Regions from separate parts of the Homo sapiens genome. Here region 1 is linked to region 2. A link is an interaction called in ENCODE POLR2A ChIA-PET data of the cell type or tissue named here. Cell type or tissue: MCF 10A. All regions are shown on one strand. Links, peaks and the distances in the headings refer to the core of each region. The heading gives the core; the rest is flanking DNA. Region 1 holds the start of QRFPR (pyroglutamylated RFamide peptide receptor). Region 2 has its middle 73 kb from the start of QRFPR.

What was found. Peaks named below come from ENCODE experiments on the same cell type or tissue, not always from the same donor. Only the 100,000 strongest peaks of a DNase experiment are listed, where the experiment ranks them.
Region 1: POLR2A ChIA-PET joins it to region 2 with 5 read pairs; 1 of 35 experiments calls an interaction of 5 or more read pairs at or near these places.

What each region holds. Positions count from the first base shown.
Region 1 is chr4:121,371,710-121,388,641 of GRCh38, forward strand. It overlaps QRFPR (pyroglutamylated RFamide peptide receptor), which reads right to left and starts at 9,309. Exons shown (of 6, transcript NM_198179.3): 1 at 8,599-9,309. The coding sequence starts at 8,938. RefSeq lists an enhancer at 9,095-9,879. In MCF 10A, for the core only: CTCF peaks have their summits at 9,253 and 9,471; DNase peaks (open chromatin) are centred at 5,552, 8,352, 8,782 and 9,412.
Region 2 is chr4:121,300,013-121,316,944 of GRCh38, forward strand. No RefSeq gene overlaps it. Among named protein-coding and RNA genes, the nearest start is that of QRFPR, 73 kb to the right of the region's middle. RefSeq lists an enhancer at 7,831-7,920. In MCF 10A, for the core only: a CTCF peak has its summit at 7,976 (motif pointing left); a DNase peak (open chromatin) is centred at 7,949.

The DNA.
Region 1 (16,932 bases), core at 4,524-12,523, 72 kb after region 2:
CATAAATGGCCAACTCTGCTAAACATATCTACCCTGAGTACCTTCCTATGGAAGAACTTCATGCTAAGCAGTCAAGCCTTTCCAAGGGGCTTAGTGGCTAACAGGGTCCCAAGTGTCACTACTACAGTTGTTAGCTTGTCACACTTCCATTGATTCAGTTAGTAAGGAGACAATGAGCATCAATGGATTCAGGAAGTTTATTACTTGCACAGATGCCAAAGGCAAGATCAACACAGGAAGACACTGAGCCTTGAAGAGCAAGATGACTGACAGTATGGGCAATGGGTTGCCCTGCTGGGGAGGAGCAACCCTTAAACCACGGCCAAGAAATTGTACAGACTTACACAAAAGACTGTAGCTGAACCTTAAGTGGGAGCAAGGTGGGGAGAAAGGAGGGAAGTCTTACACTCAACGGAAACCAAACGGGAGATAGATAAGAGAAGGTCAGTCTCCCACAAGACAGGGATAAGAAACTGCCTCACAGTGGCTCCTCAATAGGCTTTTCTTCCTGCTGTAGGGGGTATCTCTGGGTGTTTGAATAGGAGTGACGATGGCGCTCCCTGAGGTGCGTGATTAGTTCTATGGGTAAGACAGCAAGGCCAAACTGGCTAGAATCCTTCCAGAATTTTCTGCAACTACCGGGAAGTATTCTCTCTCATTTCCTGAGATAAAAAGTTTTATTTTTTGTTCTAGAATTTTTTATTGTGGTAGAATATATCTAACATAAAATTTATGATTTTAGCCATTTTTAAGTGTATGATTCAGTGGCATTAATCACATTCACAGTGTCGTGCAATGAACACCACTATCTGTTTCAAAAACTTTTTCATAACCCCAAACAGAAATCTAAGCATTAAGCAATAACTCCCCACTCTGCCCTCCCCATAGCCCCTGGTAACATTAGTACCTTTTCTGTCTCTATGACTTTGCTTATTCTAAATAGTTCATGTAAGTAGAATCACACAACATTTGTCCTCTTGTGTCTGGCTTATTTAACTGAGCATAATGCTTTCAAAGTTCATCCATGTTGTAGTAAGTATCAGAACTTCATTCCCTTTCATGCCTGAGTGATATTCCACTGTGTGTATACACAGCATATTTTGTATATCCATTTGTCCATCGATGGACACTTGGTTTGAGACAGGGAGTTTTAAAGAAAATGTAAGCTTATAGCTCCTGGGGTCATCTTTCACACTTGGGCAAAAGACAGCTCTAGAATGAAACCACAACACAGAGGGAAGTGGAGCTGGCCGCCGAGGGGGAGGATGATCACTGTTGAAGACCTTAATCCAGTTATGCCTAAAACCAGCCCTAACTCTGACCTTTTCAGTTGCAGAGGTAGAATATTCCCTTTTTTTTCTTAAGGTAATTTAAGTTGGGCTTCTCTTCCCACAAACAAGAATCCTAATAAATCAACAACTTATCAAAGAATAGTTATGTTTTAGAAAAGCAAACTAAAAGGGAATTCATTTTATGCCTCCTAAGTGCACAGTGAAATATTTAAAACTTTCTTACTGCTAAATCCTTGTCATTATTTTAAATGTAAACTGTTCTTGTCCTAAGTAGAGAGAATCTTTTACATAAATGCTGTTGCTGTTACTGCCACTCTCTCACCTACCAAAAAAATTTAGTGACCTACAGCATCTTTTCTTCTCAAAGTGTGCACGTAATTGATTCTAGGAAAGATCAACCAGAGGCTGTCCACAGCATAATTCCTGACTTTATTTCCAAACTACTGTTGCTGTTGGACCTCTGTTTAATTTACATCTTTTTTAATACTTCCTTATTTTAAAAAGACTATTCTTCATCAATAGCTTTTATCATTTCTGTTGACTTTTTAAGCCCCACAATACTGTTGATTTTACACCAATCTTACCATATGTAAATTTCCCCAAGAACTCTAAAATTTCTGAAATATCATAGAAAAAAATTATATAACACATGTAACTGATGTTTTCTAGTCACTGATTGAATAATAAAATGGGACCGAAGAAGTTCCAGGTTAAGCTCTCTGTTCTGAATTGGCCCTCAAAATTAAGATCTTTTCACTAAATGAAGTTCAACAACCTCCTTTAATTCATTTCACAATGTATCAGCTCTCAATCTCTAAAAACACACCCTAACATTTCATGTTGTGTACAGTGAGTGCTTTCTTTCTCTCCCTCCTTTCCTTCCAGTTAAATCCTTTCATTTTTCATATAAAGTCATGCAAAATTCTAATTCTTAAAAAGAGAGACAGGAGCTGTTATAATGAAGCTTGGAGCTTCGCCTACTACCATTCTGTTACCCGCCCACATCCGCTGTGGCCCTGGGCAAAATAGACTGAAAAACCTTTGTGGTGAGGTGTGCTAATTTATAACTAAAGTTCTATTCTCCAGGCAAGAGAATAATTCTTCTTATATTTCTTTGTATGTCTTATATTCCAATCTTTTCACCATTTTTGAATCCTTTCCAAATTCATCTTGAAAGACTCTAAAAACGTTAAGGGCTTTAGTAAAGACGCAATAGGCTGCAGAAAACGGAAGAATTGCCTCTGAGCTCCTTGTTGGACTCCAGTTAATATAATCTACTTTTGCATTTTCTAAGCATTCTGACTGCCATTGCTATTTTTTAAATATATAATAGCTATATTGAGCTGGTACATGGGGTAGGCACTATACTTTTTTAAAAAGTGTTTACATCTATTATTTCTTTTAATCTTCATATCAGCCTGAGTCCTGGAGCTGTCAGCATTTACACTACATCAATGATTTTAAATCTTGGCTGCAAATTATAACTTTTCTAACTTGGGGAACTCCTGGTGCTGTCAGCATTTACACTACATCAGTGGCTTTCAACTTTGGCTGCAAATTATAACTTTTCTAACTTTGGGAACTTTTGAAAACTCCATACCAATTATAATCAGACCAATTAAATCAGAATCTCCAGGGGTAGGAACCAGGCATCTGTGTTTTAAAAAACTCCCAGATGATTTACTACATGTTGCCAAGATTGAGCATTACCACTCTAAGAGGAATTCTCATATCAGCTGCTGAGAAAATTAATTTTCTGTGTTTTCTTACCCTAATACTCTTCAAAGATAGTAAAAGTGCATGAATGTGTACTTCCCCCAACGATGCTGCCATTACTTAGAATATATTTCAAACTCCTTTTTTTTGGAATTGCTTTTAGTCAATTTGCCAGCCACTGCTAGAAAATTCTTTTCACTGCCCACGGCAGGATTTGGGGGAGTGCTGCAGAGCTGTGTGTGCACCTGAGGAGACCATCCTCCCTCTGGCTGTGCCGGAATCCACAGCAGGATGAAAGTGGATACAGAACCCAGCAGGATCCTAGCAAGGCCACTACTCCAGGCACACCCCAAACACTCCCCATTTCATCTTCTTAATGCTTAGAGTCATAAAGCAGGCTAGCATTAGAACTGATTTTCTGTCTCCTCCTGGGAAGTGTTCAGAATTAACATTCCTATGCCTTAAGTTTTCATTTACCTCAGCTACCACGAGTCCCATTCTCTCCCAGCCTATCCCTCAACTTTGGACTCAAACCCATCAGACTGTGAACATCCCCTAATCTGATTCAAGCTCCCTACTCCTCAATACTTGCACTGTGTGCTCTGGAACCCTGACATCTACAAAATGCCCTGCATTCTCCATTACTTCTTTGAATGCTTCCTCCCCCTTCTTAGTCTAATGGAAACTTGGCTTTTCCACAGAAACACAGCTTTCTCAATACCTGCAATATCCCAGTGCACACAGGAAATACCCAAGAAATGCTGAATACAGGAATGACTCATAGTGCCATTAATAATACTTTAGACTTTGGGCAGAGGAACAAGATACCATGAGAGAATGAGAGATGCTGGTAATATATTCATGTGTAAGTGCCAAGTCTTCAGATCAGGTGAAAGACCATGGCTTATGATATTGATTAGATACTATTTCAGAACCATCAGCAAAGAAGTGAGAGTCATGACTATAGCCTCTATGCAGAAATTGATGATGAAAGAAAAGAGGTTGCATGCTAAGCTTCAGTGGACACTTACTCGCAAAATAAGAGAAAGATTGAGAACTCTCAAAAGGCAGAAAATACAGAGATAGGGACATAAAGGAAACAAAGAGGCAAAAAAAGACTAGTTCATGGAAACTTAGAGAAGAGAGTGGTGTTCTGCAGCACTGGTCACAAGCAAAATCAGTTCTGTATTTAGCTGGAAGAAACAGAACATGTTCAGTGAGTGAATTTGGAGGAGCATTTGGACATTGTGAAGAAAAAGATAAAAAGGAGGAAAAAACAAAACAAAATGAGGAGGAACAGGCTGCAGATAAGGACAGGTAAATTTGGTGGCCCTAAGGAGGCAATGGACAAATCCACTTCTGCAGTCTAGCCCAGTAAATCAGAGAAGAGAACAGAGACAAAACTTTCCTAAAGGAAAGGGCCATGGCAGAGCAACTCCACCCTCATATGAGTAACAAAAAACTCATAAACATGTGCCATTTATAATATTTGGGTGCAGAGAATCGCCACTTCTGCTAGCTCCATGTTGGAAGGAGTCCTGGGGAGTAGAGAGTGAGTCAACTGGTAGATCAAAGGTAAGCCAATAAGGCAATGATGGTAAGGTGGATGAAAGGAATTGAATGTCAGCTTGCCTCCATGCTGGGCACACTTAGATGCTGTGGATCAGCTGTATCTCTTTCCAACTTTAGTGTAATTCATGTAAAAACATGTTTGTGGCTACACTTTGCCTCACCTATTATTCATGGTCCCAGCAGTGTACAAAAGAAAACTCAATGTCTTTGCTCAGTGGTGTGCTGGGAAAGCAACTGTTTGATTTCTGGGTTTGTTTTTTTTTTTTTTCACTTTTTTAAAAAACAGGCCTAACTAGTAAGTGCTGATTTCCATGATGTGAATACTCCCACCACAACCAGTTTTAAGATAACAACATGATGTCCCTGAAAGGGGACCTGAGTAGAGTTGTGCACACTGGGCTCTGTAAGGCAGTGTGGCTGGCTCCAAAGAGACAAGTGTAACTGGTTTGGGCTGGGGCTGGCGCAGGCCATTTTCAAAAGCCCTTCAGGAGATTCTCTGTGTAGCCAGGTCTAAGAGCCATTACTACTTCAAGTAGTACTTAACAAACTTTTTTTTTTCCTTATAAAGACCTGAGCTGACTTCTCTAGTGCTTATCAAACTTTAATGTGCACGTGAAACAATTGAGAACCTTGTTAAAAAGCAGGTTTTGACTCAATAGGTGCTGCTGGTCCCCAGCAAGAAAGAGGAATGGACTGAAAGAAGAATAAAACAGTCATTCACAGTCTTAGCATTGTCAGAAATATTTGAGAGACAGGCAATGTAGAGATGTGACAAACTGGAAGTCCATGAATTATTTCTGACCAAGCCATAGAGATGTTTTCTTTTACCTGATTGCATTTTACTTTTTGTATTTGACTTAGAAGTCAGCATCATAAAAATCTGTATTCCCAGCTTTTCAGAAGGAGAGGTGGGGAAGCAAGAACAACAACAAAAGAAGATGTGACAATCCTGGGCACCACTCCAGCATGCTGCAATCCTGCCCCCTTTAGAGGAGACAGTCTTCCTTTTGTCGCCGTTGCTTCCTGGTGATCTTCATTGCTTTGTTTGTGTTTCCTACCTCACCCCTGAAGGAATTTGAGGGGTATTCATATTTTAGGTTTTTACATAACTATATATATATATATTTTTTTTTTTTTCCTCCCCAGTTGCACTACTTTTCTGTCTCATTTCCTGCCATTCCCCACATATAACCTGTGCATTCTTGCAATGCCTTGCACGGTATTCTTGGAACACACCATCTTCTTTCTTCCCTCCAACTTGGCACTGACCCCTATTCCTAGAACACACTCCATCCTCTGCTGGAAAGAGTCTAAATTATTCTCTGAATTATTCTTCCAGACCCAGCTTGAACATCACATCCTTCAGGAAGCCTTCCTGACTCTTCTGTGCTCGTAGAGCAAAGTGGATCCTTTTTCTATCAAATCCTGTTTTTGCTCATTTTGGGGCCATCTCCTATTCTCTGAGGTCCTGAAGGGCACAGATAGACTTTACTCACTTTTGTACTCTCAAGGTAGAACACTTTTCCAGATAGGAGATCCTCAATAGCTTTGTAAAATAATAAATTATGAATTAATTTTTGGCTCTTAGATTACATTCTCTTGAACTTTGGTTAATTTATCAAGGAAATTTTGCCATGATTATCCTGTCCTATAATGCGCAAGTTAATTCTATTTTCATATTGATCTCTAGCCCCTCTGCATGCTCTCACCTCTCCCTCGCACTTCAATTTTGGTATTATTTACTCAATTTATAAGATCATTATTTATTCTATAAATCTGGTCCCAGATAAACATAGGCCACCTCCAATTAAACACCCCTTAATAGAATTAATACCTTATACTTTCATGGCATGACCAATATTTTTCAAAGCACTTTTACTAACACACTTTATTCTCACACTAACCCTATAAAATAAATGAGCAATATATTACTCTCCTTCAGTATTTAGAAGCTAAAGTGAAATGTTCTCCATGAAGTAAGAAGCAGGGAGAAAAGAAAACTTGAGAAAAACCTTGGCAGTGCCCAAATAAGCCCTGAGGATGGAAGATGCACCATATGGCCTTTCTTGGCCATGATTCCCCAACATGAACTGGAGCTAAAGATCTGGCTCACTGCACTTTTTTTTTTTTTTTTTTTTTTTGAGACGGAGTCTTGCTCTGTCACCCAGGTTGGAGTGCAGTAGCGTGATCTCGGCTCACTACAACCTCTGCCTCCCGGGGTCAAGCCAAGTCTCCTGCCTCAACCTCCTGAGCAGCTGGGACTATAGGTGCGTGCCACGATGCCCGGCTAATTTTTTGTTGTTGTTTGTATTTTTAGTAGAGACGGGGTTTCACCGTGTTAGCCAGAATGGTCTCGATCTCATGACCTCGTGATCCGCCCGCCTCGGCCTCCCAAAGTGTTGGGATTACAGGCGTGAGCCACCACGCCTGGCCAGACTCACTGCACTTTCAAACTTCTCTAATCCCTAATATTTTACTGAAAAATTGAGACCCAGACATACTAAATTAACATGTATTACAGCCAAAATAGTAATCCAGTTCTTTTGATCCCCACCATAAAATCCCACTTTGCATAATTATTTTCACCTTTACAAATGGAGCTATAATCATCCCCAGCACAAAGAAGCCTCATAAATCTGCTTTCACAAACATTTAGAAATGAAAACTCATGTGCTTTTCCCCAAAAACCAAGTTCCGTATGATGATCAAAAAATACCCCATTAATTTTATGGAGTTAGTTGCACTGAGCAACTTTAAAATGCCCAAATACAATTACTGCATCAGAGTGCATAAGAAAGTCTCTAATCCATAAATCAAGGTCTTACTTTCCACATTGTGTATTACTTTCAAGTCAATGCTCTGTACTCAATGTTTAATGCTTTTTTGAAAATATTTACATTATAGATTGATAAGAATCAAGGACTTTAACATTCTGACTGACTAACAGCAAACTCAGTTTAAGCTAATGAGAAAAAAAGCAATGCTCACGATCTCAAATTGGTAATGGTAGGATGAAACACCCTCCATGAGTTTAAGAGAATTAGTAATGGGATAGAAATAGCAGAGATTGAAGGCATAATGATCTATTTCTCTTACATTTCTAACCATTTTGATGTGGCCACAAGAATACACCCAACCGTGAAAAAGGGGAGGCCCATGGTGCACCTTAAGCACTGGTGAGAATACAACACACTACTGCTCCTGGGTTTACACCAGGGCATTCTCCAGCTGTGTTCTTGGAAAAGCTGGATCATCTCAAGAAATATATCTTTTTTTCCAACCTCCACACACTGCTCCCAACTCAGTGACTCCACCTCTCCTCTGTCATTTTTTTTCCCCCATTATACGGAAGGAGGAGAATGTTATCTCTTCTTTTATAATAGGAGGGCATCAGTTTTCTGTGTTCCTTCTTCCTGCATGACACTTAATACAGTTTTTAAAAGGACTAGTTCAATATATTTTTTCTGCACATGAATTATATTTGTTTTATGCTCATAGGTACAAGAAGCTGTCTGCAAGCAACTGGGAAGTGAGGCTGGAGGGTGGGGGAATGAGGAAATGAGATTTTTAACTTTGGTTTAATTATTTGAAATATTTTTATCTCACTTTTAGTAAGAAAACTAGGGGAGAAAAACCTGGTAATGACGGGAAAGGGAGCTGAAATAAGTGGCGAGGGGTGCGACTTCCTGCCTCACTGCTCGGGACCTTTCCGAAGCTTTTCCCCAACCTATGTCTCTAAGCCACAAGGAGGAAGCACTGGAGGGGAATCAGAGGCGGCCAAAAGAACTTATGTCCAGGTGAACACAGGTGGCGAAGTTCTAAGAAAGAGCACCGGATTCATTTGACAGAGAAGTGTAAGGAAGAGACAGACGAGAGAGAGACAGACAGACGAGAGAGGAGAGAGAGAGAGAGAGAGAGAGAGAGAGAGAGAGAGAGAGAGAGAGAGAGAGAGAGAGAGATCCCCTGAAAGGCAGAGGGTTAAGAGAGAAGGAGCGAAGGAGCGGGGCGCGACTCTTACCCCCCAGCCAGTTGTCGGAAATGTTCTGGAGCATGGTGACGGGAATGCAGAAGAAGGTGATGAGCAGGTCACTGAGCGCCAAGGAGCAGATAAAGATGTTGGTGACGGTGCGCATGGCCTTGCTGCGGGTCACCACGTAGAACACCAGAGCATTGCCAAAGAGCGCCAGGGCGAAGATGAGCACGCCGGTGAGCACGAGGGCCAGCTTGGCGCGTCCCGGCAGCTCTGGGGTGTAGACGAGCGGTCGCAGCCGGTACAGAGCGATGAACTGCTCCCGCGTCAGGTTGTGGTCCCGCAGCAGCCGAGAGAACTGCTCCGGGGTAATGTTAAGCGCCTGCATTGCTGTGCGCTCCCGGGACGCGGGGCCACCGCCCGCTACTGGCTGGCCATCCGCATCTGCGGGGCAGCGAGGGCTTCGGGGGACCAGCCGGAGGCCGCCTCCCTTCCTCTACTCTGGAGTCAGCCGCGCGGGAGGGCTCTAGGCTGCACCCCGGGAGGTTCGGGAAAGGAGAGCAGCTCAGGGATCAAACCCACGATAAAGAGGCGGGAAGCCAAAGCACTGGGAGACTCGATCTCAGTGACCAAAAAATGTTCGCGGTTCAAATAAAGTTCTTCCCTTGCTCTTCCCTAAGGCGAGGCGCCGCCACGGTCTGGGGTGCTGGAGCGCCACGCGAGGGTCCTGGCGCCTCTGGCTCCCCGCCTTCTGGCCATGCGATGCGGACGCCGGACCCGCTTGGGGAGCGGTGGAGGGTGGGGCTGAACTCGGTGACGCCTCCCTCACACCCAGCTTCAGTGGCGCCAACGCCGCTTCCCCGCACCCTCAGGGCGAGGGAAGACTTCCCTGGCTCACCAACTTGCTGCCGCCCAGCGCCTTTCTCAGGGCATGGCCCCAGTCAGGTAATGCTTGTATGTGAAACTGGGTATTGGGGGGTTCCACAGTTTCAAGTTTCTCCTCTTGCGTAATAATGGGAGCCACAACTACCCAAGGCAAATAGGGCTTATTTTAAATTATTTTCTGTATTGAAAAATAATTAAGATAGTTAAAATATAGAACTTGGGAAATGGCAAAGATAATACAGAAAGATCCTGCGTACCCACCCTTCACCCAGTTTCTTTCATTCATTACATCTTATTTAACTACGGAACAATACAAAACCAGGAATTTGACACAGGTACAGTGTTTGCATGTTTTTATCTCAAGTGTAGATTCCCGTAACCGTCAGGATACAAACTCTTCTATCACCACAAAAATCTCCCTGGTGCTTTTTATACTCACACCTAGCCCCTCCCTCCACCATCTCTAACTCCTGGCAACCACTAATATGTTCTCTCTTAACTTTTGTCAGAACATTACGTAAGGGAAATCATACAATATGCTGCCTTTTGATATTGAATTTTCTTCGCTCAGCCTAATGCCCTTTAAATCCATCCAAGTTGTTGCATGTATTAATGGCTGTTTCTTTTTATTGCTGAGGCTGTATCACCGTTTATTTAACCATCCACCTCTTGTAGAACATTTTGGTTGATTACCATTTTGAGCTATTAAAAATAAAGCTGCTATAAAGAATCATGTACAGGTTTTTGTGTGAACATAGTTTTCCTTTCTATAGGAAATGCCAAAAGTTTTGATTATTGAATCTGTAATGTGTATATTTAATTTTTAAAGAGATTGACTACTTTTCAGAGTGGCTGTACAAGTCTCCATCTCTACCATCAATGCATGAGAAGTTACGTTTCTCCACATCCTTGCCAGCATTTGGTTTTGCTGCTTTTTTTTTTTAAGCTATTCTAATAGATCTGTAGTGATATCTCTTTAGGGCCTTAATTTACATTTACCTAATGGCAAGTAATATTGAACATCTCATGTGCTTATTTGCCGTCCTTGAATCTTCTTTGGTGAAATGTCTTTCCATGTGTTTTGTCCGTTTCTAATTGCATGGTTTAGTTTATTTGCTGTTGAAAGTTCTTTTTATATTCTACATACAAGTCCTTTGTTAGTAAACGGTTTGCAAATATGTTCTTCCAGTCTGTAGCTTGTTATTTATCTTCTTAACAGGGACTTTCACAGAACAGCTTTTAGTTTTAGTGAAGTCATATTTATCAATATTTTCTTTTATAGATAGCTTTTAGTGTTCAGTCTAACTTCACCAAAGCCTATTTCTCAAAAACTTTCTCTTAGGTATTTTTCTAAAAGTGTTATAGTTTTACATTTTATGTTTTGGGCTCTCTATTCTGTTGAATTGATCTATGTGTCTATCCTCCACATTCTTGACTACTGTAGCTATATAATAAGTTTTGAAATCAGGTAGCATGATTTCTCATACTTCATTCTTATTTTTCAAAATTATTGTAACTATTCTAGGACCTGTGCCTATTCATATACATTTTACAATCAACTTGTCTATGTCTACAAAAAACCTTGCTGGGATTTTGATAGAAATTGACATATTTACTAGGTTGAGTTTTTCAATCCATGAGAAGAATGTCTTTCCATAAATTTACATCTTTGATTTATTTCAAAGGCATTTTACAGTTTTCAGCATGTAAGTCCTGTACATATTTTTAGATTTGCACCTAAGTATTTCATTTTGGGCGGACATTTGTACACGGTACTGTACTGAATTTCTAATTTTTGGTTCCATGTGTTCATTACTAGTATGCAGAAATCCAATTTATTTCGTATGTTGATCTTGATTCCTCCAATGTTGATGAATTCACTTAATTTTATTAGGAGGTTGATATGATTTGGCTCTGTGTCCCCACCCAAATCTCATCTTGTAGCTCCCATAATTCCCATGTGTTGTGGGAGGGACCAGTGGGAGATGATTGAATCATGGGGGTGGGTCTTTCCACGATGTTCTCATGATAGTGAATGGGTCTCATGAGATCTGATGGTTTTAAAAACAGCAGTTTCTCTGCACAAGTTCTCTCTTTGCCTGCTGCCATCTATGTAAGATGTGACCTATTCCTCCTTGCCTTCCACCTTGATTGTGAGGTCTTCCCAGCCATGTGGGACTGTAAATCCAGTAAACCTCTTTCTTTTGTAAATTGCCCAGTCTTGGGTATGTCTTTATCAGCAGTGTGAAAATGGACTAATACAGAGGGTTTTTTGGTAGATTTCTTGCATAGACAATCACATTATCTGAGAAGAAAGACAGTTTTATTTCTTCCTTTCTGATTTGTATGCTCTTTATTTCTGGTTTTAGCTGTTGTTTGTTTGGTTGTTGTTTTTGTTTTCTTTTGTTTTTTTTTTTTTTTATTTTTTGCCTAACTGCAATGGTTGGAGTACACAGTTTACTATGTTAAATGGCAATGGAGAATGGAGATCATCCTTGTCTTGTCCTCAATCTTATAAGGATGTATTCAGCCTTCTTTCACCATTAAGTATGATGTTAGTTGCAGATGTTCTTTATCAACTTGAGAAGGTTACTGTCTATTCTCAACTTCTTGAGAGATTCTATCAATGGTGTTAAATTTTGTTAAATGATTTTTCTGCATCAATTAATACTATCAATGTGATTTTTTTCTTCAGCCTGTTAAAATGGTGAATTGCATTGATTGACTTTTGAATATTGAATCAGCTTTGAATATTTGAAATAAACCCCATCTTAGTCGTGGTGTGTAATTCTTTATATATATTGTTAAATTCTATTAGTTAGGATTTTAAAGAATTTTATGTATATCTTCATGAGGGCTATTGGTCTGTAACTTTTTTTTCTTTTTGTATTTTTTATCCTGGTTTTGGCAGTCAGGTAATAATAGCATCATAGAATGAATTGAGAAGCATTCTCTCCTTTTCTATTTTCTGGAAAAGACTGTGTAGAAATGGTATTAATTCTTCTTTAAATGTTTGGTAGAAATGGTATTAATTCTTCTTTAAATGTTTGGTAGTATTCTCTAATGAAGCCATGTGGGCATGAAGAGTTCCTTTACAGGTGTTCCTAAATGATGGATTTAATTTTGTTAATAGTATAGTGATATTCAAATTATCTATTCCATATTGGGTGAGTTTTTTTAAGAATTGATAAATTTCTTTTGAATTTATGTGTGTAGAGTTGTTAATAGTATTCTCTTAATATCCTTTGTATGGCTGAAGAGTATCCCCTGTCTCATTCCTGATTTTATAATTTTTGCCTTCTCTCTCTCTTTTGTCAATCTAGTTAGAGGTTTGGCTATTTTATTGCTAGTTACAAAGAAACAATTCTTAGCTAACAACTTCTCTATTATTTTCTCTATTATTTTCTCTTGAATTTTATTGACATCTGCTCTTATCCTTATTATTTTCTTCCTTCTACCTGCTTTCAGTTTATTTTGCTACTCTTTTTCTAGTTTCTTGAGGTGGAAACTTTAATTATTGACTTGGAACTTTTTCTCTTTCCTAATGTAAGCATTTAGTGCCATAAATTTCCCTCTCAGCACTGGCTTAACTGTGTCCCACATGTTTTATGTGTTATATTTACATTTTCATTCAGTTCAATGTACTCTTTAATTTCCTTTTAAATGTCTTTTTTGACCCACGGATTATTTAGAAATGTCTTATTTAGTTTCCAAGTGTTTGAACATTTTTCTGCTATTTTTCTGTTTTCTAGTTTGACTCCCTTTTGGTCAAAGAGCATTCTCTGTATAATTGCATTCTTTTAAATTTGTTGAGGTTTGTTTTATTGCTAAGGATATTATATATTTTGGTATATGCTCCAAGGGCATTTGAAAAGGATGTGTTCATATTGTAACTGTTGAAGGAAACCTAAGGGAAGATGTCCAATCATAACCCATTGTAGGAGCAATGGTTCACAAATGAGTCCAATTCTCTGGACTAGGGGCTGAAAGTTTGGGTCATAGAGGATGGCTCTCGAATTACATAGGAACCACATAGATGGAAGACATGCCCTGCCTCTCCCTGGTCCACAGTGTTGGGATCAAAGAAGGTCAGCAGCATAGCTGCAGGCTGATTCCAGCCCCATGTGACCCAGAGAAGAAATCTCAGGGCTTTCTTAAGGCCAGAGCAGGTCTGGTATGACTATATTTAATTCCTTGTGCTTTATGTGGACATACATTATTGCAGACAGCAATAGTGCTCATCTTTCCCGGTTCTACTCAGCACTCTTCAAAACAAGTAAAGGAGTATAGGGGAACAGGGAAGTGTGAAAAGCAAAGATCAACTCTCATAGTGGCTCCCTAGGATATTTGAAAAGCCTATGAATCCAGATTATGAGAATTATTCTTTGAAATAATGCATGATTGAAGTTAGAGTTTGATTGGAGCTAAGTGTACAAAAAAGTGACATTAGCCTCTAAAGTTTTAAACTCTTTTGGGTCTTCCTCCCTCTATTGATATTGCACTAGTCTTCGTTTTCACGACTTCTCTACACCTCTTCAACCCTCATCTCTTCAACCTCCCAACCCACTTTATCTCAACCACTCACATCTCACTCACCCAGTTCGCTACCTGGTGAAAATACCCCTACTAAGGTAGCCCAAGGCTAATCTCACAAGACACTGCCAGTACTCCTGACCTTTCCTTCTCCCCCTAGAAACTCTTCATGACCATTTCCTGAAATACCTGCTTATTGTTTGAAAACTAGATAAGTACATGAATATTTATGCCTCTATTCAATAACGTTTTTGGATGTCTGCTGCATGCCAGGCACTGTGTTCATCATTAAGAGTAGTATGGTGAAGAAACAGACCCAGTCTTAAGGGGTAACTCCCACAAGGGCATGCAACACAGCTCAGCCTTTGGGGAGCTCATTATCAGTTCAGGGTCAACAAACTACAGCCTGGGCCAAACATGGTTCACTATCTGTTTTTGTATAGCTCATGGGCAAGGAATAGTTTTCACATTTTCAAATCATTTTTAAAAAGCATAAAGAGAATATATTTCATGGCACATAAAATTGTATGAAATTCAACTTTCAGTGCCTGTAAAAATAAAAACATTTTACTGGAACATATCATGCCCATTCATCTACATATCATCCTTGGCTGCTTTCACACTACTATGGCACAGTTGCATATTTGTGATAGAGACTGTATGGTTTTCAAAGCAGAAAATATTTACTCTGTGACCCTTTGCAGAAGCAGTTTGCCAGCCCCATCTTGTTAGAGGGGCAAGAGGGACAGAAATATTCATAGCTCAAAATAAGGTGACAAGTGCCACATCCACACACAGAAAGAACATGTTCTGGAAATTCAAGCAAAGGCAAATCCATACATGCTGTGTGGGGAATGTGGAGTGTAAATCAAGGCTAAAAGGAAGGATAAATTGAAAAAGAGAAAGGTCACAGAGTGAGTAGCCTCTCCAAAGGCACAGAAGTAGGAATGATTATGTTAGAGAGAGGGATAAAGCGAGCCAGAAAGGCAGGATTGGCTTCTGATGCTTATTGGCAATTCTCATGATTAGAAAACAACAGTGACAGAGGGTCCATTTTCCAAAATAAACAAGCTAACAGGGTGAAGAAGAATCGCCAAAGAGCTTTCTACCCTCAAAGATAGGAACATGGAAGAAAGTATCTGGATAAATACAAAAGGAGAGGCAACTAGTAATTTTATGAGACTGTCTGCACTTTATCTTGTCAGTGAAATGTTGCAATAATCAAACCTTCCTTAGAAAAGATTACCAAATTGTCAGAGATGGGGAGTTCACTAGATGTTTGCTAAAGGTATAAGTAGTCTAAAGGCATAGCATGTGGTGTTTTCCTCACTTTCCTGAGAATTTTGTCTTTCAGAAGGAAAAAGTTTCTGGGAGACTTGGTTTTCTGTTCTTAATTCTGCCCAATGAGGAAAGAGTTGATACTAAGGTGGAAGTGACAGAAGCTTGAGAAGCTGCCAACTCTGAGGGAGATGAGGTAGAACATACTACATATTGTCAGATAGGGATTCTAAGCTTCAAGAAACCAAGTTAATGATATTTAGAAAAGATTGTATGATCTCTTGGCTATAGTTTCTAAAATGTAAGCTGAATAAAGAGGACTGAGGAGCTTTAAAATTTCTGACACCATAGTAGCAGAGTATCTCAATGAGAAATTTTAAAAAGCAGGGGTAGTAGCCACAGTATGCTACAAGTTTGCATGGAATCAATATTCTGGACTCTGCTACAGAGCAGGAATTTTATAAATTATATGAGGGATGTGTGTGTGTGTATACATGTATATATATATGTTTATTTATGTATACGAACAGATACAAAAATATCTAAAAAGAGTAATTTCAGGAAGCCCAGAATAAATTGATTTTTTGTGAAAAGTGCTTTCAGCAAAAGAGAGAGAATGAGAGAGATTATGTAATTGTATATATTGGGTATTTTTATCCATGTTAATTACCATAATAAAAGACTGGAGGTAACTTATGTTTAAAAAATAATTGCACCTAAAGATTGCACAAAAAACTGCTATGACTCGTAAGCAATTCTAGCAAAGTTACAGGATACAAAATCAACACACAAAAATAAGTTGCATTTCTATACACTGACAAGAACAACATGAAAAGGAAATTAAGAAAACAATTTCATTTGCAATAGTATCAGAAACAATAAAATACTTAGGAATATACTTTACCAAAGAGGAAAAAAGCTTGTACACTGGAAACTACAAAATGTTGCTGAAAGAAATTTAAAAATACACAAATAAATGGGAAGACATTCAGTGTTCATAGATTGGAAAACATAATGTTGCTAAGATGTCAATACTACCCAAAGTAATGTACACATTTCATATAATCCCTATCAAAATCCCAATTATATTTTTTGCAGAAATAGAATAACCTATGCTAAAATTTGTATGGAATCTCAAGGGACCCTGAATGACCAAAACAATTTTTTTTCTTTGCTTGGGTGAAAAGATATCCAAAACAATCTCGAAAAAGAATTAACATTGGAGATCTCACATTTCCCAGTTTTAAAACTTATAACGGATCTATAATAATCAAACAGTATGGTGCTGCCATAAAGATAGACAGATAGATCAATAGAATCAAATGGAGAGCCCAGAAATAAACTCTCACATACATGGCCAAATGATTTCTGGCAAGGGTACCAAGACCACTTAATGGGGAAAGGACAGTCTTTCAACAAATGGTGCTGGGAAAACTGGGTATTAGTATGCAAAATAATGAATTTGAACCTTTACCCTACACATACAAAAATTAACTCAAAATTAATCAAAGACATAAACATAAGAGCTAAAACTATAAGACTCTTGAAAGAAAACAGTGGAAAACCGTCATGACATTGGATATGACAATACTTTCTTGGATATGACACTAAAAGTACAGGCAGCAAAAGTAAAAATAGATAATCTGGATCACATCCAAATTTAAAACTTCTATGCCTCAAAGAACA
Region 2 (16,932 bases), core at 4,548-12,547:
AGAAGGTGGGTGGGTATTACTGGAAATCTTCAGAAAAAGCCCCTACCCAATGTAGGAACAAGTTGGGCCCAACAGGCTGTGACTTTTATATGTTGTTAAACAAGATGTGTCAAATGTATCCATATTTTTCCCATTCCAATTATTTTATATTTTCTGAAGATGACAAACAAATAATTCCTGCAAATCAACTTAAAATTTATTTGTTTATAAATCTTGCTCACTTGTAATTTATATATATATATATACACATATAATACACACACAAACACAAACACACATATATATGTTATCAAAAAGTTAAAGATTTTTCCCTACGTGGTCCAGATATGGCAGAAAGAGAAAATTGTGATTCGATCTCTCCATGGGTCCACAATGTGGTAAAAATTAGTAAAGAGGGTCAGAAGACTACCACCACCAGTCATTTGAAGGAACAGACCCCCAGTTTTTGCCACATTGGATTGACCTCAATCTGCAGTGGGGTAAAAAGCCCATCTAGGTTCACACTGACAAATGACCAATGCCGTCTGATGGCTCAGAAATATTGATATAAAAAATTGATCCTTTCTTCCTCAGAGCACAAAAAGCAGCATTCATATGGCATTTGATTTGATGAAGGGATAAGAGGAGAATCAAAAGAATCAACTGTCAACATAGACCAGAAAGGGAAGGCATCTCTACTTTTGGCAGATTCCTAATTAAACAGTAGCCAGATATAAGGATAAGACCCTCAGCCTAGCCTGAGGGTCTGACACCTGGGATGCAAAGTGATACTCTAAGCTACTGCTTTTCCACATTAAATATGCCAACTCACAATTGAGTGGCTAAATATTTTGAGTTACACCTCTAGTTGAAAGAATCCAGGGGACAATTTCTACTCTGAAATTCCCAAAATTTTCTCTATTGTCTACTTATTTGTGGAACCCAAAGATGGCAATAGGCTCATTTCCACACCAAAGCAAAAGCAGCTGGCTGTATAGTCCTCTTATTCCCCTATACCTTTGGTTCTCTAGGTTCAAGTGGACAAGACAGGAAGGAGGAAATAATGTAATAAAGTCACTGAGAAAAGCAGAGGCCCCAGTTCATTTTTACTTTAGTAAGTTCATTTTTACTTGACTAAGTTCTAGGTAAACATCAGTTAAGGAGAAAAACTAGAGAAATTTTAATAGTAGATTAAATTTCTATTCAAATTTAATTAGAAAATATTTTTACTATTTTACACATGAGAAATCTGAAGCTTATAAGAAAATTAATTTGACTTTACTGTCTACTTACTGCCATTCTCCCACATATTTTCATCTTTTCAGAAATGTAGGTCCTAACACATGCCAGGAGCCATAGCCATTTCCCACCACAGCCAGGCTCTCTTACACATCCTCGAATGAAGGACTTAAAACTCAAACACGGCCTGAGAGTTTCTTTCATCTCAGGTCTGTACTTATTCTAAAGTGCATCCTCCTAACCACCCAGGTTTTTCACTCCTTTAGGACGTATTCACCACCTCAGCCTAGGTGGTGATTTCACAGGGAAAACATGGTGAATCACTTTTTCACTGCCTCATTGACATAATGAGGATAATATACATATGAAGATTATATATATACATATGCCATTTACTACTTAAAGGCTGGGACTTGACAAGTCCTTTTCTTGAACACAAAGACTAATATCACAAAGGGCATCTTTTTTTTCAGTACCTGGTTTCTAGTTGCTAATAATCTATCAGGCTCATAATATAAAATAAATTTATGTTATTTTATGTGCCCTAAAAGGGCTATAAAGTACAAATAAACCTTGAGCTATCTTTCCTGGAAGTTCAGAAGAATACTGTGAGAGCATAGTAACACGAGTAGAAGAAAGAATGCCTGTACAATGAAGACATATTCCTTTATGGATCATTCCTGAGAGTAAAGGTTTCATAAAATTTGTTGGGAAACAAAGAAAATAGGTCATTTAAAAAATGTATGAGGCTGGTTTAAAATAAGCCAAATGATTGCATTCTCTTGATTATCCCAGATTTATCTCTTTCTTTCCTAGAATTAAGTGGGTCTGAAATAATGTTTGATTGATGTTTTTCTGGTACAAAACACGTATAACCTATTTGCTTATTAGGAGGAAATTCAGTTCACCATTGAACAAACCATTCTGGTATTAGTCTATAAATAAATAAATTATATTTGTGTAGCTCCTGTGGCTATGAAATAGTTAAATAATAAAAAGTAACAATATTTGGAACATGGGAAATGGGACTGATGAATTGAGGAAAAACATACATTCTCTATGATCTATTATTTTTGACAGAAAGAGAGAATCTTTTTCATTTTGGAAAAAATCTGGAAGATTTTCTTTCCAGACTTTTTGAGAGCATACAGTAAATACTTTTTTGCCAATAACAATGATAATGTCACAGAGAGAAAGAGTGACATGGATAAAGATGCTCCTAAGTAATAAGCTGCAATCAGCATTTTGCAGAATATGTTAAACAGCACAATTCTTGGATACCTGCATTTCATGTGTCCATGTAGTAGGAGCCAGAACACAGAAGTGCAATTTCTTAAGATGTTATTTTTAAAATGTGAATTTTCAGTAACTTACAAAGAAAGGGAACTTTGGATTATCTGTAACTGGTATTAAAAACTGTTACCAAAAAAGTTAGCCTTCCAACACAAACCTCATAATAAATAAATGGTATAGAACACAGAAGATATCCTGAAATACTATAAGAACCCAAAATAAAGTGGTGGATCCATAGATTTCATAAGAACTAAATGGTGTAGAAAATGGAAGAGAATGCAAAACACTTCAAAAGCCAAAATAAAATGATGGATACAAAGTGGACATGAAATAAAGTAGACAAGAGAAATAGGCTTAGTTATGATCCAGATTAAGCTGAAGTTAGCAGACGAGACTTTAAAATAACCATGATTAGTAAGTTAAAGAAAGTAGACCGAAATATGCACAACATTGAAGAAAAAAATGGAGGGTTACAATAGAGGATTTATAAATAAAGAATTTATTTTAAGAGCTCAAACAAACATTGTTGTGATAGTTAATTTTGTGTGTCAACTGGAAAGGAGAGCTCAGGTTAAACATTATTTCTGGGTGTGTCTGCGAAGATGTTTCCAAATGAGATTAGCATTGAATAAATGGACTCAGTAAGTAGACTCCCTGCCCAGTGTTGTTGGGCATCATCCAATCTATTGAGAGTCTGAATAGAAAAAAAAGGCAAAGGAAGGAGAATTTGTCCCTTTTACTTCCTGCCTCCCTGCTTAGCTGGGACATCTCATCTCATCTTCCCAGCTTTAGGATTAGGATTCATACCCAGCTTCCATGGCTCTCCAGCCTTGGGACCCAGACTGAATCACTGGCTTTCTTGGGTCTCCAGCTTGCAGACAGTAGATTATGAAATTTCTCATCCTCCATAATTGTGTGAGCCAATTCCTCATTATATATATTAATAATTATATATTATATAACATAGATTATATATGTGTGTAATATATAATATATATGTATATACATATATATTTTTTCTCTGTCTCCCTCTGGATTACCTTGAATACAATTCTAGAAGTGCAAAATACACAGTCTGAAATTAAGAACTCTTTTGATGGGTTTAACAGTAGACTGAACATAGGAGAAGATAGGATTTACAGACTCAAGTCAATAGAAAATATGCAAGAAGCACAGATAGAAAAAAGAATAGAAAGAACAAAACAAAACAGATAAGAAACGTGGAACAGGATTTAAAAAGTCTAACATGCATATAGCTAGAATCCCAAGGAGAGAAAAGAGAGATAAAAAAAGTTGAAGAAACAATAGTCAATAGCTTTCAAATCTCATAAAAAGAAACCCCACAAATTCAGTGAGCCCCAAGCAAGATAAATACAAAGAAAACTTCAGCTTTATTCTAAAAAGAAATAATAAGAGAAGATCTTTAAAAGAAAAAGATCATATTGCTTCTGGAGAAATATCAGGAAGAAATCCACTGACCAGAACTGTGCTAGAAGACATCATTAAAGAACTAAAAGAGAAAAAACAAACCTGCCAATTTAGAATTCTATACAGAATGAAAGTATCCTTCAAAAAAAAAGGCAAAGAAATAGACATTTCCATATAACCAAAGCTGAGAGAACTGTCACTAGTAGATCTTCAATACAAGAACTACTGAAGAATGTTCTTCATGTCAAAGTATAATGGTCCCAGATGGAAGAACAGAAGTACAGAACAGAAGTATAACACAGAAGTCCAAGAAAAGTTTATAACTTATGTAGGAGTAAAACAATGTGACAATAGCAGCAAAAAAGGATAGGAATGGTTAACTATTATAAGTTAAAGCACTGCAAGGAGCTTGACTATTGTGAACAGTGCTGCAATAAACAAGTGAGTGCAGATATCCCTTTGGTATACTGATTTGTCTTCCTTTGGATAAATACCCAGTACTGGGACTGACAGATCATATGGTAGTTCTATTTCCAGTTTTTTGAGAACTCTCCACACTGTTCTCCATAATGGCTGTACTAACTTACATTTCCATCAACACTGTATAAGAGTTCCCTTTACTGTGTATCCTTGCCAGTATCTGTTATTTTACAGATATCTGTTATATCTGCTCATTGCAGTGTTCGAGATATGGCAAAAGGAGACAAAATTATGGTTGCATTTTGTGATTTCTAGGGTAACCTCTAAAATGACACAAAAACATACAATAAAAAAGCTGATAGATGAGATAAAATTCAATAATAAAATGTAATTGATTAATGCAAAATAAGTAGGTATCTTAAGTCAGTAAAGAGTAAAAGGATTGTATAACTTTGACCTTTTTTAAAATACAAAGTTGACTTACAAAGTTGAGCTATTTGAACTAAGAGTGTCTACTTTGGGTTTTTCATGTTGTTTTAATATACTGTTAGAAACGACACTTACCTTAGTGCAGTTTCCATTTCACTTCCCACTGCATACTGGTAAGTCCACAACTTGGGACTATTGCTCTGTGTAAGTCAATTTGAATTGTACATTGGCATGCACTAGATTCTATCACCTTCTCAGTTCACTTGACACTTTATCTAGTTAAAAATTTACAAAACTAACAAACATAAGATAAGTATGCAGCATGTCCAACAGCCAAAGAGGCCAGAGGTCAGGCCAGCTCAAAGTATTTTTCACCAAAAGTATATCCTGTTCCTCTACCAGATATCATCAGAAGATAAGAATTATTCTACTCTTAAGATGTGAAAAAGAACTTGAGAGAGAAAGCAATTTTGTTTTTTTAGAAGGCAGTAAAGCAATCTAGATTCCAGGGTTTTAAAATACAAATCTCCAATTCTCACCCTAGGTCCATCCTTTTATTCATTTCCAATTTTGTAAATGCAGTGATTTTAATATACAAGGAACTCAAACAACTCAACAGTAAAAAAAAATAATCCCTTTAAAAAGTGGGCAAAATACATAAATAGACATTATTCACAAGAAGAAATATAAATGGCCATCAGACATATGAAAAAATTCTCAACATCACTAATCATCAGGGAAATACTAATCAAAACTACCATGAGATATCTTACCTCAGAATGGCTGGTATAAAAAGACAAAAATTAACAGATACTGGCAAGGATACAGAGTAAAGGGAACTCCTATATAGTGTTGATGGGAATGTAGGTTAGTAGAGCCATTATGGAGAACAGTGTGGAGAGTTTTCAAAATACTAAAAATAGAACTACCATATGATCTGGCAATCCCACTCCTGGGTATTTATCCAAAGGAAGAGAAATCAGTATACCAAAGGTATATCTGCACTCACATATTTATGGCAGCACTGTTCCCAGTAGTAAAGATATGGAATCAGCCTAAGCGTCCATCAGAGGACAAATGGATAAAGCAAATGTGGTATATATACACAATAGAATAATATTCTGCCATAAAAATAATGTAATCATGTCATTTGCAGCAACATGGATGGAACTGGAGGTCATTACATTAAGTAAACTAAGCCAGGAACAGAAAGACAAACAATGCATGTTCTCATTCATATGTGGGAACTAAAAAAGTTGATCTCTTGGAAGTAGAGAGTAGAATGGTAGACACCAGAGACTGGGAAGGGTGTGTGGGTAGGAGGGGCATATGAAGAGAGGTTGGTTAATGGGCACAAATATTAGATATAAGATATAAATTCCTCTTTTTTTTTTTTTGAGACGGAGTCTCGCTCTGTTGCCCAGGCTGGAGTGCAGTGGCGTGATCTAGGCTCACTGCAAGCTCCGCCTCCCGGGTTTACTTACGCCATTCTCTTGCCTCAGCCTCCCAAGTAGCTGGGACTACAGGCGCCTGCCACCACGCCCAGCTAATTTTTTTGTATTTTTAGTAGAGATGGGTTTTCACCGTGTTAGCCAGGATGGTCTTGATCTCCTGACCTCGTGATCCGCCCACCTCGGCCTCCCAAAGTGCTGGGATTACAAGCGTGAGCCACCATGCCCGGCCATAAGATATAAATTCTAAAGTTCCATAACAGAGTAGGGTGACTACAGTAAGCAACAATGTATTTTATATTTCAAAGTAGTTAGAAGAAAGGACCTAAAATATTCCCGACCCATAGAAATGATAAATACTCAAGGTGATGAATACCTCAAATATCCTGACTTGATCATTCTGTGTCTTACCCATGTAACAAATACTCACCTCTATCACATAAATAGGTAAAATATTATGTAGCAATTTAAAAAATTGTATCACAAGTCTTGAGAGTGTAGCCACTCTCAGGTTCTTTCCGGTTTTTGGCATCTTATTCCTTCTCTACGAACCAGGCTTCCAAAACTTATCCAGTTCTTGGAGAAGTTTATAGAGCAATTAGGAATATAGCATCTCAAGTATTGCCACAGACCTAACTGCATCATCATCTCTGTGGATGGGGCTCAGGAAGTCTTTAAGATACAGAAACCGCTCTTTCAGGCTATTTTTTAAAGGTACAAAACAAAAACCCTCTAGGTACTGAAAATGTCCTCTTCCTATAAAAACTATATGCTTTGAATCTCATAGCAGATCATAGTGCTATGACATTTCCTAAATAGAATTGGCCCACAGAGTTGTGGTTGGGTGAATCTCTATCAAGCATGTCTATTGGCAGGGCTGTTTATCAGTAGGAGTATGCTGTTAATGCAATTGCCTGTGTTCACAGATAGGTGAGTCAAATTAATTTCTGAATTGATGAGGTTTTCTAGGCATTTTTATTATTCCTCCACATATTTTTCAAATTTGCTGGAGGATCTCAAAAAGACATGGATGGAAAGAAATGGAAAACAGCCAATGATCTTCTTCTTCAGTTACATTGTCTGTTTTCTGAGTAAGTTAATGAGTCTCAGAATTTATCTTTATTTGTGCATTATTCCTCACATTCATATTCACTTTAATTTGTCTTCCAAAAGAATAGTTTTAGAAAAATGATTTATTGCACAAAACAAAAGTCAGAAAGAGACACAAACAAAGTTTTATTACCAAGGTAAGAGAGGGTATCTGGGCAAGAGGAAGTAAAACCATGAGTCTGCATGAAATGAAAAACACCTCCCTTATTCTCATGACTTCATCTTTCAGGCAGCTCCTCTAGTCCACCTTCCCACAGGCTAAGACAGGCTCTTGAACAGGTTGTCACGTTTTTACACAAGCCCAGGTGAACCCCAAAAGGAGCAAAACGAGATATAAACCGGGCTGTCAGGAACATCCACTAAACTTTAAAGCTCTGTACCTTTTGTCTTGGGGCCAAACCAACCTTGTGGCTTGCAAATTCCAAGCATCTTTTAATCTTTGCTTTCCAGACGTTAGAGGCAACTCACCAACATCTAACAACAAACCAAACTTGAAAATACTTAGCTCTGACCCAACCATGTGCCAGAGTTCCAGATGTCTTTAAAATTAACCTGTTCTCTGAGTCCTCTTAAAGGTCAGTTTCTTTTGCTACCAACTTGCCACTGTGCAGCAATAGCGCCATCTACAGAGCAATGTTAGGAAAAAGGACACCTGGTTAGGTGGAGGTCAAATTTGGGAGAAGGGAGTGGAATAATACATATATTTTTTGAAGTATAGCCCTTTACAGTCTATTTTCCAAATGCATTTGGTAGAATAATAATGTCATCTTTACATTTAAAGAGCAGCTTGGTATTTTTCACTTCCAAGAGTTTGTTTGAAAATGTGAAAAAGAAGAGATATAACAATAAACTAGAGAGGATAACAAATTTGGAATTAACAAATCACAATTTATGTAGCACATGGGTCATGGTAAGCTATATAGGGTCCTAAGGCCAGCAATTATGGTGGTAGCTCCTTGATGCCTTATCTTCCAGATTGTGGCAGAGGAAGTGGCTTCTTATCAGGGCAGTTACATCTCATGAGGGTAATTCCTGCAAATTCAGCCCGGAGCCTACTTCTCCAGCCCTTTTAAAAATCTGATGAGTCACCCCAAAACTGCTAATTAACCTCTTTTTACATGAACTGACTAGAGGATATTTTGTTGCCTTCAACCTAACCCTGACTCTATATGATGACATATTAATGAAATAGATTACTAATGGAATTGAGGCATGAGTCAAGGGGGCCTCTGCTACAGCTGCCACAGAAAACCAAATGCCTCCTTGGGCCCACTTTCCTTCAGAGGCAGCACAAGCAGCAGAAGATGGGCCTCCTCCTCTGTAAGTTTCATTTATGTTCTTAAAAGATTAAAAAAGTGACAGCTAACCTGTATTAGAACATAGGTGTGATGAGTGTGCCTCCTAGATCTCAAGCCAGTGCTAGGTCCTTGTGGTGGACCAGATCTCTTAAGGCATCTGGGAAATGTTGTCTTTAGCTTCCAGTCTGGCTGTCTTAGTGGTAGAGAGCCAGACTTCAGTACTGGCCTCACATGCTTTCAGCCTAAAAGTTCTTTCTGTAATTCACTAAACTCTCCTTTCATTTCAGAGGCAGTTGGTTTAGCAAGCGTAGCTGGTAGTGTACAGCAAGGGTCCCCAACCCCCGGGCTGGGGACCAGTACCTGTCTGTGGCCTGTTAGGAACCGAGCTGCACAGCAGGAGGTAAGCAGTGGGCAAGCGAGCATTATCGCCTGAGCTCTACCTCCTGCCAGATCTGCTGTCTGCTGCAGCATTAGATTCTCATAGGAGCACGAACTCTATTGTGAACTGTGCATGCTAGGGACCTAGGATGCGTGCTTCTTATGAGAATCCAACTAATACCTGATGATTTGAGATGGAACAGTGTCATCCCAAAACCATCCTCCACACCCTACCACCACCTGATCATCAATGGAAAAATTGTCTTCCGAGAAACCAGTCCCTGGTGCCAAAAATGTTGGGAACCACTGGCATACAGGGTTTTCCAAACTTCAGTCATTCTTATATCACAGTCAAGGCTAATATTTATAAGATGTTCAACTGCCACTGCTGATCATCCAGGGGCATGGGAAGAGGGCAGGCCTTAGAGACAGGTCTGACTTTAGATGCTGCACCTCTATTATCCTCACTAAGTTTCAGCCTCCACCTCTGCAAATTAAGAATAAAATTGCCTCTCCAGTCAGCCGGTGACTCTGAAAATAATAAAATGGTAGGTATTTTCTCATTTTTCAAAGGTTCTAATATAGTCATTGGCTGCTCTGGAAGTTCAAAGATGATCAACTTTTGAGGCATTTAAATATATGCTATTTGATAATTATTTTCAATGGTATATAATGTGTGAAAATATGGGATGTAGTTTATATAATAAAGCCAACATTGGCATCAGTATAAAAAAATGCTAAAACTCCTTTCATTCTTTCAGTTCTATGCTTATAATTTGTACACTTTTCTCTATGTATGTTATACTCCCATAAAAAGTTTGCAGTAAAAAATGCAAACTGCAAAGAGATTTTATTAAGATAAACCTGGGACACAATGAGGTGGATTAAGATAGAGACAAATATATTCCAGAAAAGAATGGGCAATGAATGTAGAGTAGGTATTCAGGTAGAATGAAGAGAACAAGTAAAAGATTTATATAGTTGTGTTCTGGGAGTCTCAGCACAGAGTATTTTTTTTAAACCCAAGAGCTTTTTATTTTACGCCATAATACAAATGGATTTAAGTCAAAACAGAAAAATGTGCAATTGTTGGAAATTACCCTTCAGTAAGGTTTCTCAGTTGGCTATTTAACCTAGTGATTTGTGTAAAGATTATAGTTTTTTTCCCCTTCGTCGTATAGTGTATTTCTTTTCTTTTTGTCTTCAAGTAAGTATTTATTTTTATAATATAATATCATCATAGTTACAGACATTTTAAATGTAGGTGTTCTTTCAAATGCTTGGAAAACATAAGTACTTTTTATCTCAGAAATATGTAGTGATAGTGTAGAGAGGGGGTTGAACTGATTTTTAAGTCGAAGATCAAAACATGCAAATACTAGCAGTCATATCACATGAGTTGTATGAAGAAGAAAATAATAGAAAGTCTCTAAAACCATAAAAGCTGAAAGAAATAAGAAACATATTTTAAATGTCTCAGAGTCAGATGTTTTCATCTAATATAAAGACACATGCACACGTATGTTTATTGCGGCACTATTCACAATAGCAAAGACTTGGAACCAACCCAAATGTCCAACAATGATAGACTGGATTAAGAAAATGTGGCACATATACACCATGGAATACTATGCAGCCATAAAAAATGATGAGTTCATATCCTTTGTAGGGACATGGATGAAATTGGAAACCATCATTCTCAGTAAACTATCGCAAGAACAAAAAACCAAACACCGCATATTCTCACTCATAGGTGGGAATTGAACAATGAGATCACATGGACACAGGAAGGGGAATATCACACTCTGGGGACTGTGGTGGGGTCGGGGGAGGGGGGAGGGATAGCATTGGGAGATATACCTAATGCTAGATGACACATTAGTGGGTGCAGCACACCAGCATGGCACATGTATACATATGTAACTAACCTGCACAATGTGCACATGTACCCTAAAACTTAGAGTATAATAAAAAAAAAATCATTTATTAAAACAAAGTTTTTATATTTTTATAATAGTGTTTCACTTGATAAATATTTTTGAATAAATGAATGAGGAAATTAAAGAACAAAAAAAAAAAAAAAAAGAAAATTACTCTCAAAGTTCGTTTACATTTCTAAGTGGCTCAAGTCATAGTGACTAAAATAAATTCTAATTTTAAAATTAGTAAATCTGAGTGTGCCCCAGCAGTATTGTCTTGAAATGAATAAAACTAGGGCAGGTAAAAACCTGGATTCTGCCGGTAAAGACAGTCATGGAGGCCGGGCACATGCTCATGCCTGTAATCTCAGCACTTTGGGAGACCTAGGCGGGCGGATCACTTGAGGTCAGAAGTTCAAGACCAGCCTGACCAACATGGTGAAACCCCATCTCTACTGAAAATGCAAAAATTAGCTGAGTGTGGTGGCGGGTGCCTGCAATCCCAGCTACTTGGGAGACTGAGGCAGGAGAATCGCTTGAAATCGGAGGTGGAGGTTGCAGTGAGCTGAGATTGCCCTACTGCACTCCGGCCCAGGCAGCAGACTGAGATTCATCTAAAAAAAAAAAAAAAAAAAAAAAAAAAAAGACAGTCATGGAAAGCATTTGGCTTTTCCATGACAGCTGTAGCAGAGGTCCCAGGGATGGCTTCCTCATTCTCTAGTGTTGAACAGTGGAACATGGGATATCCATTCTCCTGGCATGGATCATGGCAGAAGTGATCTGGTCCTGGAGCCAGCAGTGGGGATTGGCTCTCAATTTCCTACCCATCAATGTTTGATACTAACTAGCTGGAATAATGTTTTTAAAAGTCTGTTTTGCTTGAAAACACTGGGCAAGGGTATATGTGTCCTGTTGGAGCAAACTGAATCCTAACTAATGCAGGATGATAGAGGAAAAAGTGTTTGAGGAAGAATTGTATCCCATTTTCAGAGCTTGAATATAAAATCAACAATCATGTGCTTTGAATGTCTGAGTAGACTCTTGCCTATTGCTGAGAAACTGAAGAAAATATTACTGCATTTAGTTTTATATGTCTATATAGTAGAATGGCCATTACTCTGAATTTGCAGAGATAAATAAATAAACAAAGCATAATGAGGGAATACTATAAACAATTGTATATAGCATACAACAAATCAGATGACTTAGATGGAATTAACAAATTCCTAGAAAGACACAAACTACTGAAACTAGCTCAAGAAGAAATAAAAATTCTGAATAGATATATAATTATTGAATAAACTGAATTAGTAATCAAAAAAGTTCCACAAAAAAAAAGCTCAGGCCCAGATGGCATCATGGGTGAATACTACTAAATAATGCAATTTATGAGGCCAGTATTACTCTCGCATCAAAACCAGACAAAAATATCACAAAAAAGGAAACTACAGACCAATATTCCTTATGAATACAGATGCAAACATCTTCAACACAATACTAGAAAACTGAATCCAGCAGCATACAAGGATTGTATAACAAGACCAAGTGGGATTTATCCCAGGAATGCAAAATTTGTACAACACATGAAACTTAACCAATGTAATACATATTAATTAAATAAAGGACAAAAAACACACGAACATCTCAATAGATATTATAGAAATATAAGGGAATGTATCCAATTTGATAAAAGACATTTATGAAAAACCCACAGCAAATATGACACTTAGTGATAAAAGACTGAAAAGCTTTCCTCCAAGGTCAAAAACAAGACAAGTTGTTCATTTTTACCACTTCTATTCAACATTGTGCTAGAGGTCTAGCCAGGGCAATTAGGCAAGAAAAATAAGTAAAAGCCGTCCAGATTGGAAAGGAAGAAGTAAAACTATCCACAGATGGCATGATATTATATATAGGAAGTTCTAAAGAATTCTTAAAAATCTACAAAAATGTAGCCCAACTTTCAATTCTTTTAGTCAAAAGAAAGTTTGTAATTTGTGTCTTTTATCTTTATATAATTGTGTGTCTAACTTGTCTTTTAAAAAATTTTTGATGTTCCTGGGAAAATCTAGTTCTAATTAAGAAGACATTTAATTAAACCTATACAAGGTATAAATTTTCATAACAGCAAGATATAAATAAATAGATATTGGCAGTAGGAGTAATGAGTGATTCCATGTTTAAAAACTTCCCACCAGCCTAGCACGATAGGCACTTGATGGTTAGATTTACTTTTATTAATTTTTAAATTAAATTAAAGTCAAATAAAGTAATATAGTATGCTTTACTTTTTTAAGTTTTAGGTTTTAAACATTTAACCACCACCATCTTATTGAGCCTTTATATTATAACCTCATTCTATACAGAAAAAATATAAGATTCAAATAGATGAAGTGACTTGCCCTAGCCAATTCAGCAAACAAGCGGCAGAGGTGGGAACATGAACTGAGGACATGACCTTAGCCAGTGTTATATCCACTACTCCATGAATGACTAACCAAACAGGGAACGGGAGGGGCACAGGGAAAGTATTCCAGGCCATTGTGAACATCCCTCCACCCAGATTAGCAAGTTCTACCTTCTTGGAATAAGTGCCCAAGTAATTATCATCCCTGGATAAAGCCTTGGTGATAACCAGTTAATTAATCAGGGCTTCTTCATTGTTCAGTGCTTCCCACACTCCATGTTGGACAATAGTGTTCATACCAGATTAGCAAGTTCCGCCTTCTTGAAATAAGTGCCCAAATAATTATCATCCCTGGATAAAGCCTTGGTGATAACCAGTTAATTAATCAGGGCTTCTTCATTGTTCAGTGCTTCCCACACTCCATGTTGGACAATAGTGTTCATACTCTAACCCAGACCTTTTGTTAATCTTCTATTCCATTTTCCCACTCTCACTATTACAAATGTTTCATTAATGGAGGCCTTCCATCCGAATTTGCAAGAATTTCATGATAAAGAGATATAAAATGTTAGACAAGTTGAGAACTTATTATAAAGCTCTCAAAAGCAATGATTCAAGATCACAGTTTATATATATGTACAATCTTGTTTTCCTACACAACGTTCTTTAACAAAGCTTTAGTAAGTATTGCGTGGACTTTAGAGCTGCTGTATTTCCACTGAGCTATATGACTCACATTATTTATAAATACAGAATAAGGATAGACTCAGTGACCCTTGTGGAAAAAATTAGGATACATGTCAATTTAAGTCAACAAATGTTGTACCACTATGTTGTACAAAGCACTGTGCTTTTTTGTATCTCTGTCTCACACAGGTGTATATGAATAAACTTATACTCTTTTCCTTCAAAGATTAGTTGTCAAGATTAGACATAAATGCAACTAACTCAATATTGAGCATAAAATAATTAAATAGCATTTTCCTAAGCCATTTGGTAAAGAAAATATTTAATGCTTTTACCAATATAGTCAGTTGGCTTTTTGGGATCTCTTGGGAATTTCAGTGCTCCTGTAGTGAACCTTGATCTAGGACCAGCTTGCTTTTTCTCCCTCCTGTGCCTCCCTTTGTCAGCAGAAGCCTTACTGTTGTCACCAGTTGACAGTATTCATAAGATGGCTGCATCAGTACTTACCTAGAGTCCAGAAGGAAGGTGAAAACTTTTGTATCCCAAAGGTGGCAAAAACATCCTGAGACTAATTTTCATTGGTCAGAATTGGGCCATGTATTTAACCTTAGACTAATCACTATGGCTTACACTAATCATGGAAGATTCCTGGAGCTGGGAGCAGGGACACTTCTAGTCAAACACTATGGTCTAAGTTGGGGAAGGGGTGATATTCAGAAGGAAATTTTTTACCGTAAAAAGGATAGACATTATCAGTATGTAACAAAATAACAAACCACAATTGCCCACTACAGACCTTTAATGCCTTTTAATTATTGCTGAAAGGCATTAAAGGTCTGATATCTACAGAAAAGCTTGCAGAAATAGTGCAGTCAGATAAGAGAAATGAACTGTAGCATATCCAATAGCCTTCAGTGGTCCAGGTGGCAGTGTTAAGACAAGGTATTAAAATATAGAACTCAATATTTAGAATAAAAAAGATAAAACAAAGCCCAAGACCTACTAAAAAGGGCCTCAGAATCAGAATAGGAAGCTTCAGTGGACAAGACAATGAACCAGCAGCAACAATGCACAGCACAGAATCTTGTTTCTTTACCCACAGTGGATAAGGTTACCATCGACAAATGAAAATATGATGAATTTCTAAAAAATGCTACCACATATACTCATATATTCATATATTTATGGTTATTCAGATTCTGGTATCCAGAGTAGGCAACATAAAGGTCAGTAGCCCATCCACCACTCATTTTAACAGAAATCTGTCTGTATATACACATGCTGTAGGAGGACACAAAAACTATCAAGGTCTAAGACAACAACAGAAGACAGAGCAGGACTAATCAGTAAAAAGAGCCTTAGGACTTTGGTGAGAAGTCAATTCAGGCCAAGCTCTTCAGGAAGAAATGCAGGCAATATTGTTGTGTCCTTCACATAGGAATATGACGTAGGAAACATAAAAATATGTATTTTTACTTGCTTTTTTCTCTCCAATAAATAGTAACATCTTGAAGTGATTCAGCTATATATTTTTACCCTACCCCTCTTTTGACATAGTCATGTATTTATGAAAGATGTACTGAGGACAAGGATGCTATCTATAGCCATGGAAACACAAAGCTTTAATCAGTTCTTGAGCAATCTTAGGATCTAACATTTCTCCTCCTGTATTTTGAAAGCCCCAGTGAGTTTACATTCTCAGAGGACCTTATTACCAGCAAGGCCCGGAGTCCCAAGAGTAAAAAACATCTTCCTCTCCTCTGTCAGGGGTGATGAGGGTAAGGTGGTGTCTAGAGGCCCAGCCACACCAAATTTTCAACTGGGACAGTTATATCAGATGCCCCTTAATCTCCTCTATTTGCAAACGTCTACCAATGTGTTCTGTGCTACATCTCATACTTACCTCCTACTGTGTCCAGCCCTATTATCTGTGCCTTACAACATAGATTAACCCATCATATTTACTCATTCCTGTCCATATTCGCTCTCATCTTCCCCACTATCTCCTCCTGTTTTCTCATCATTTTCCTATTATTAAAAACAGAACAACTGTCACATTTTCTGGACAGCACCTTTTATTTCAGTGTTCTTTTGGTGTTCGCCTTCTCTGCTGACTATATTTCCCAGACAAGCCCATTTACTCTTTGGTATTGTTAGAAAATGTTATTAAGATCACATACCTTGGTTGACCACTAACTTGTGAAATCTTACTTTAATCTGGCCCAACTGTCCATTCAGAAACTCTCTCAATCATCCTTTATTTACACATTTCCCATAGTTGACTGTTGTGGACCATTTCTACACAAGCTAGCTTTCTAAATACTATCCTTACTCACAGTAGATGATGTTGCTTAAAACAATCTTATTTGAATTTCTATAAAATACTCCCTACTACCTCCAGAAATCTTTTTTCACTATTCTCCTTACCGGAATGTTCTTTCTTCTACAGATCATTCCAACTCCACAACTGGTCTAAATCCTTCAAATTTACCATTTCCTTATTGTCTTCTTGACTGTTCCAGGATCTTCTCTAAGTATTCATGGAAATATTTATAACTCTTATTTACACTTATCCTTTGCTTCCTAGTGTTAATTATCTTATAAAATTTTAAAAGAAACATAATAAATATCCTCCAAGAAATTTTAAGGAGGATTCTGGTGACATGAAGAGGAAATGGAAGTTATATCAAAAAACCGGATGGTTTTTATATAAATAATACAAAATTTGAAATGAAACAATTATGAATTGGGATGAAAAGACAGAGTGGATACAAAATAAACAAATTACTGAGCAAGAATATTATATTTCAAAATTCTCCCAGAAGAGAGAAAATTAAAATTCTCCAGCTTTTTTGATTTCATGTATCTATACACATACATGCAAACACAAAATA